Linked DNA regions of Homo sapiens: region 1 is linked to region 2. The links are chromatin contacts, found by Hi-C or POLR2A ChIA-PET in ENCODE. All regions are on one chromosome and are shown on one strand. Each heading gives the region's core, a stretch centred on a gene start or an enhancer-like site at or near the end of the contact. The rest is flanking DNA. Distances are from core to core; before and after follow the strand shown. Region 1 overlaps SCN5A (sodium voltage-gated channel alpha subunit 5). Region 2 has its middle 47 kb from the start of EXOG.

What was found. A loop is a pair of places that touch in the nucleus more often than their neighbours do. ChIA-PET counts read pairs that join two places held with the same protein, here RNA polymerase II (POLR2A). Pooled maps may share reads with other maps.
Region 1: a loop to region 2 is called in a pooled map, with 3 times the contacts of the local background. The contact joins two enhancer-like sites. A Hi-C loop is called at or near these places in 1 of 168 maps with a recorded cell type or tissue (Right ventricle myocardium inferior), 1 of 37 single-sample maps with no recorded cell type and 5 of 50 pooled maps. POLR2A ChIA-PET finds 5 or more read pairs at or near these places in 4 of 52 experiments (HepG2, MCF 10A, OCI-LY7 and 1 more).

The regions. Positions count from the first base shown.
Region 1 is chr3:38,614,951-38,618,141 of GRCh38, forward strand. All of the region lies in intron 5 of SCN5A (sodium voltage-gated channel alpha subunit 5), which reads right to left. Among named protein-coding and RNA genes, the nearest start is that of SCN5A, 33 kb to the right of the region's middle. RefSeq lists an enhancer at 10-510. Within about 2 kb of position 1,366, at least 3 of the 41 ENCODE cell types and tissues checked have a DNase peak (open chromatin) inside an H3K27ac peak, as active enhancers do.
Region 2 is chr3:38,541,580-38,545,119 of GRCh38, forward strand. No RefSeq gene overlaps it. Among named protein-coding and RNA genes, the nearest start is that of EXOG, 47 kb to the left of the region's middle. RefSeq lists enhancers at 535-1,071, 1,088-3,540, 1,813-2,314. Within about 2 kb of position 2,137, at least 4 of the 41 ENCODE cell types and tissues checked have a DNase peak (open chromatin) inside an H3K27ac peak, as active enhancers do.

The sequences.
Region 1 (3,191 bases), core at 116-2,615, 73 kb after region 2:
CAGGGACCAAGCAGAGCATGAGGACATGCAGTATATGGGCCACATGACCACGAGGACCACAGACAGTGTGTGACCAAGGCCATCAGGACAGTGGCAAGTGACTTGTGACATTTAATCAAAGGCTTTGCATCCAGGGTGTGTGACATTTAACCGAAGGTGTCTGGTATTTAACAAAGGACATTGGACTTGGGATGTCTGATGTTTAACCAAGTGGGTCTGACGTAGGTGTCTGAGTGATGTCAGACAGAGGACGTCAGCCCTGTGGCTCTGGGTGAGTGCAAGGGTGGGCTGGCACTGTTGCCAGACTCACTCTGCTGGGCGGTCTGGACCTCCAGGCCCTTCCAGTCTGCTCCCAGCTTCCCAATTCCCCTTCAGGCTTTGAATATCTACAGGAAAGAACTTGGCCAGCTGAGTCAAGGGGCTTAATGCCCTGGGGTCCACAGGTCTGGCTCTAATTGACACTGGGCTGACACCAGCTTTCTCTATGTCCACTGGAGGAGCCCCTCCATCTTCACATGGCCCTATGCACCATGCTGATCTCTCCTTACTCGCAAAGCCCTACACAGATGGGACGTCAGCAGACACACTGCCAGAGCTTGCTTTCCTCTGATGACACCAGACCCTTTCTGTGGTGTGGCTTCCATTTCGTCTCCTGTATTCACTTCAGCATGTACATCTTTCTCCAGCGTGGCAGTCAGATGCAGTCCCATCATCTGCTGGGGAGCAGAGGTCACTGTGCTTGTTCTGGCTCATATACACCTGTTAATTTGATCCAAGTTCCCTCTCAACTTCTGAGAGCTATTCCATTCTCCACGACGGCTCAGACTCTCAGGGCTCTGTCCAACATTCTTCTCTCGGTCTCTCTCCAGACATGGTGCTGCCACAGGACTTTCTGGCTGAGCCTGGGATATTGCTGACCTTGCCATCCCATGGAAACATGGCTTTGGCCTGCTGGAGGCTCTGGGCCCCTTTTCTGGCTGCTGTTCTACCGGGTGTGGCTAAGGACAGCAGCTCCCCTTGCCTAGGATACTGGTTTCGCGGCTGTCTCTTCTAGTTACAGGGAGTGAGTGGAATACTGTGCAGGTTAGAGAGGGAACCAACCGTCCTTGCTTCAACAGTCCTTGCTTCCCTCCTGTCCCTTACAGACCCAGTCTGTCCCCTGGTGTCTCCATTGAAAACTCTGCCTATCTCTAGCTTATATTCTGCCTGTCTTTGCTTGTCCCAGGGTGGAACCTGCCCCCAGCACAGTGTCCCCAGCACAGACAGTGCTTGGCCTCCATTCATTGTCTGCCTTCTAGGCAGCTGGTGTCCCAAGGTGACAAGGACAGCTTAGTGACAGAATAAGGGAGGACCATATCTGTGCTCCTGGCAGGCTTGCAAAGCCAGCTGAGTGGCTGGAAATAGGAGTGCAGCTGGTGGCCGTGTGTCTGTCTGGGAGAGCAATCATGAGTTAGAGGAAGTCTTAAAAGAGGACTTACAGGGTAAGGGTGTGGAATGTCTGGGGCCATGTTGGTGACTTGGTGTGCTACTGCCTCTTTTATTCTACCCAGATCCCCACTGAGGCCTCTTTTGGGTCCTCTGAGTGTGGCAGGGCTGGAGGAATGCTTGGTATGACACAGGGCCAGTTGCAGAGGTGGCAAGTGTGGGGTCACGTGAGGGGTCAGAGCTTTGCCCCTCTCAGGCTGGCAAAACCCTCCTCCAGGCCAGTCTGCTCCTTCAGTGATGGCTAAGCTGCTGGCCAGAGGCAGACAGCTGGACAGCAGACAGGGGCAGAAAGAGCAAAGGGTGGTGGGTGAGAATCCTATCCCATCACCAGCCCCACTGCAGGGAAGCCTTCTTCCTGCCCCTCCCTTATCTTGAGATGGTGAAGCCCACGCCGTTAGTGACTGCAGGAATTGCCACCCTCCTCTCTGCCCTTCCTCCCTTCCCCTCCAGGTTTGGTTTCCATAACAACCCCAGAAGGTGGGAGGCTATGCTAACTAGCAGGTAATGCCCTTCTGTGAGTGGGGCCACAGGAAGAGCTCTGGCTGAGCCTGGCAGGCTTCCCAGCACCCTGCCCCAGACCCTCCCACAGCCTCTAAATCAGTGGGGTGGAGGATCACCCCAGCAGAAACATCAGACTCGGGGTGCCTCTCCCATCCATCCCATGGTTAGGAGTTGGGAGACTTGGTTTTAGTCTCAGCATTGCTTCTGATTCAGTCTATAACTTTGGGCAAGTGCTAGGTTCTCTGTGAGACTCACTTTCTCCATCTGTGTAATGGAGGTCAGATGGAGGATTCCACTGAATGGAATGTTTCCCTTCACTCAAATCTCCTTTGATCATCCTAGAGTCCCTTGTTACTGAACCATTGCATCTCTAAGAGAATGCATTTCAAAGCCAGAATCCCTGTCAATCAAAGCTGCCAGGCCAGGCCAGCCAAGGGCCCACAGCTGATGTGCCAATGGGTCACACAGCCCTACGGGAAGTGGATGTGCCATTTCTGTGAGATGCTTGGAAACGTGGAGAGTGTCTGAGCTTCTGAGGCCGAGTTCTGCCTTGTCAGCCTCGGCCCTGGCACACAGCAAAGGCAAGCAGGTTTCGGTGAGGAAGGCACACCTGCTTTGTGACTCCCAGTGAAAGAAGCGGTTTGGGAATGAAACCAGGATTCTCCCAGGAGACAGGGCAGGAGGACTTGTTAAGGGTCTGAGGTCGCTCAGAGCATCTCCCAGAGACACAGCCTGAGCCAAAGCTTGGCCCAGGGCAATGACTTTTCCTGGGATCTGGGGCTGCCTCTGTGGTGATACTGTCTTGCCCAGGCTCCAGGTTGGGGAGCTAGGAAAGGCTCAGGCAGACGGTGTATCCTCTCCTGCCCGAAGCCACCTTCCTTCCTGTGACACCCAGCCTCAGGACACTGCTGTGGATTACTGCTTCCCACCCACAGGGCACCCCACGGCCCAGCCTGGCAACCCTACTCCATTCCCAAGTCAGTGCAACCTCCTCGGCTCTGACATGAAAAGTTCTCCCTCTCTCTGAAACCTCAGATGTGCCTCCCCACTCTGTTCTCAGCTGATGATCAAGCTTCTTATTTCACTGAGAAAATAGAAGCAATCAGAAGAGAAATTCCTTTCATTTCATTATCAACTCTTATCAATCTACCTCCATCTCCACCTGAAATTCAGCCTTCCCCACTCTTCAGGTCGATGCTCCCCCT
Region 2 (3,540 bases), core at 887-3,386:
CTCAGGAACCTGTAAGGAGTCGGTGTTGCTGAAGTGGAGCAAGAGGCCGGCCGTAGCGGGGCTCAGACAGGCAAATGGGCAAGGGATGGATCAGGGCTGGGTAAGGGCTGGGTAAAGGCTTTTCCTCTGGGTGAGATGAGGCTGCTAGAGGGCTTTCAGTGAGCGTGATCCGACTTGATTTTAATAGGACCACGCTGGCTGCTGTGTTGAGAGCCCGCTGGGGACAAGGACCAGTGAGGAGGCCACTGCAAGAATCCAGGAGAGAGATGATGGCGGCTCAGACCAGCGCAGTGGCCTGGTTGAACTTGGGATATATTTCGAAGGTAGAGCCAACAGGATTTCCGGCCGGATTGGATGTAGGGTGTGAGAAACAGAGAGGAGGCAAGGATGACGTCAAGGGTTTTGGCCTGAGCAGCTGGAAATCCAGCCGGGCACCCCCGTGGGGGCTGTTGAGTGGTTTTAACTGTCTCCTGGGGCCTGTGGGTGAAGCTGAGACAGAGACCGAAGGGAGGGGCTGAGCCCTACCCCTGGCTCTGTGGCTCAGGGAATAGGCTGCACATACTGATTATTCCATTACCCTTTATTTATTGGCCTTATTGGCTTTTGTCATTTCCTTGTCTCCTGTCTGGAGTGACAGCTATAAATGTGATAGATTGATACAGGATACAGGAGCCCCAATTATCTCTCTTAAACCGGCTTCTCTTAAACAGGGAGGGCTCTCGGGCAAGCTGTCCCTGCCCTCTGCCTTCTTTGCCACAAGTCCTACAGTCTTCCTTACAGAAGTGGCCTGGTTCTGCCAGGGGGGGAGCGATGCCTGGGAGGATGAGTGGCAGACATGGGCCCCAAGGGGAGATGGCTCCCAGGACAAATACTGGAGGCAAGTTCGGCCCCCTGGCCAGTCGCACCAAGGATCCCAGTGCACACTCCCTGATGCTCTGCCTCACACAGAGGCCAGCACAGAGTGGGGCAGGCGGGAAGACAGGACATACTGCTGGCTGCTCAGCCCACATCCGGGGAAGGGGGCTCCACTCTGACCTTGCATGCCTTTCTGGAATCCGAGCCGGCCTGTCTGTCCACAGAGGCTGGGATGATGGGGCTTTTCTCTCCGGCAGCAGGTGCCTGGCAGCTGCCCGGGGATGCCAGCTCCGTGAGCTGGCATGGGAGGAAGTGCTTGTCAGGATGGTCATTACACGTGCTGGGCTCAGGCTGGCCTGGCCCCGACCCCTGCCACTCAGGCTGGCTTGGGATACCCACATGAGGATGGCGCTTCCTGAAGGGACCCTGGGGTCCCTCTGGGATGCCCTCGGATGGAGCTTGGCAACTGCCAGCCTTTAAGTATCATTTCTGAACTAAGTTCCTCACCCATCCTCTCTGCTTGACTCTTCTCTGGCCTGTCTGCCTACCTCTGTCCCTGGGAAAGTCCTGAGGGCCCTGGCCCAAGGAGGTTTGGGACAGGAAGCCTGACATTCATTCTCGGGATTTGAGGCATCTCCCTGTGCCCCTCCTCATCCTTGACAGACTGACTACAGCCTCTGTGCCTTGCATGTGCACAAGTGCATGGTGAATCCACACGTGTTTATCTGGCAAGAATTTCAAATGGTCCTGTGTCTGACCTCCTTCCAGAAAAACAGAGTGGAAGGTGGGACTGCTGGTGAGAAAAGGGGCAGGAAACTTGAGGGGACAAGAAGGGTTCAAACGGAGGAGCAGGTCCAGGGGAACTCAGCAGAGAGTGAATTGGCTGATCAATCAGTTTGTTTCTTCTGCAAACATTCCCAGCTCCTTATCTGTGCCAGGTGCTGGGGCAGGGGCTGAAGACTGTGTTATGAACAAACAGGTCTGGCCTGGCCTTGCACAGCCCTTAGACTCACAGGTGGGCTGCACAGTAAGTGTGCTTAGAGCAATGGTGGGGTGCAAAGGTACCGTGCCAGCACACACAGACTCTCAGAAGCAGCCAGGGGCAGGAGACGCTAGTTCCTGCTGTTCCTCTGAGCCCATCAGTGGCTGCCCTTTGGCATCTTTGCCACCACACCCTTGCCTCACTCTCAGTTGCTGTCCCCAGTTGCTGTCTCTGCCTGTAGGAGTGCCTGGGCTTCTGTCTCCCTGGCCCCTCCCAACCTCCTGGGCTTTGAGTCTCGTGGCCATCAGGGCTGATATCGGAGGAGCTCCTGGCACGGGGGTAGGGAAGCTGCCAACACTGCTGTGGCCCCCAGGGTGAGAGCTGACGTCTGTCCAGGAGCATCTCTCTCCCTGCCAAGGGCTGAGATCTCTGGGCTGCATGCTTTCCCGCTGACACAGGAGCCAGCATCCGTCACTCACAGGGCCACCCGCTGCCTGGACCCCAGCCTCACCCCAGAGTGACCCAGTGACAGCTGCAGCCTTGCTGCAAGCACAGGCCTCCTCTCCCTGCCTCAGCCACTTCCCAGGCTCACTCACTCCTTCCAGGTGAACCCACCCACATCCCAGGCCAGGTGAGGGCCCACCTCAGGCAGCCAGGGAAGACCCCACCCAAGGGGCCGAGAAGCGTGGGCTCCAAGCCTTGGTTTCAAGAACAATGCGGGAAGCTGCCCGCTGGCCCAGACCAAGGTGGTAGTTAGGATCCCTGGAGCTTGTGAGAAAGACCTGACTCCCCTCACAGCCTCACAGTGGGGTCCCAGCCTCCAGCTTCCCTCCTTTCCTCACACATAATAGTCATTGAGTTACCACCATGTGCCAGCCACTGAGCTAGTCCCGGGATGCAGTACTGAGTAAAGCAGACATAGACTCTGTTCTTGTGCTGCTTTTAAGTTTTTTTCACTGAGGTTCCTAGTAAGAAGTTTATTTTCTATCACTCACCAGGATACACACATGGGCACTCACCCACATTTTATATAGAGCTGAATCAACAGTTTCTCCAAACAACACTCACTCTTACCACATGGGATATACTGCTATTTTAAATTCTGATATTCTTTTTAAAAAAAAAAAAACAAAAAAAAACTGGACATAGTCTGCCATTTGAAAAGCTCTCGTGTGGCTGGGGAAAGATGATTAGCCCAGTGGTGAATGGACTATCCCTGCCCCGGTGTGGACCAAGGAACCAATATCAGAGGTTTCAGGGCACCGAACCACATGCCTCTCCTATGAAGTTGGTTTACAAGGGAAATAAATGGCGCCACCCACTTGGGCCCCTAGTCACATCAAGGATATAAAAAGGGGTCTGAGAGAGTGGAGGGCTGCGGGACCCTGGGAGTCAGTTTCTTCGGAGAGAGCTGCTGCTGTGCTGTTTCCAGGACCCCAGCCTTCCCTTGCAGGAGGTTCTGGCAAGGCTTGTGGCAGGCACATACCACCTTCTAACTCTGGGCAGGCCAAGGGGGCTTCCAGAACTTCTCAGAGAGCTTTAAGATGTTGGAGACACAGAGAACTGGGCCTCCAGGATCCAAGAAAGCTCAAGTGGATGAGCGAGTGTGATCTGACTCCCGCCCTGGGAACCCAGAGGAAGGGTTGCAGGCCAGCTGCACTGGGGGTGGCTGCAGAGGGCACTGCTGTCAGGGCATGACCCCA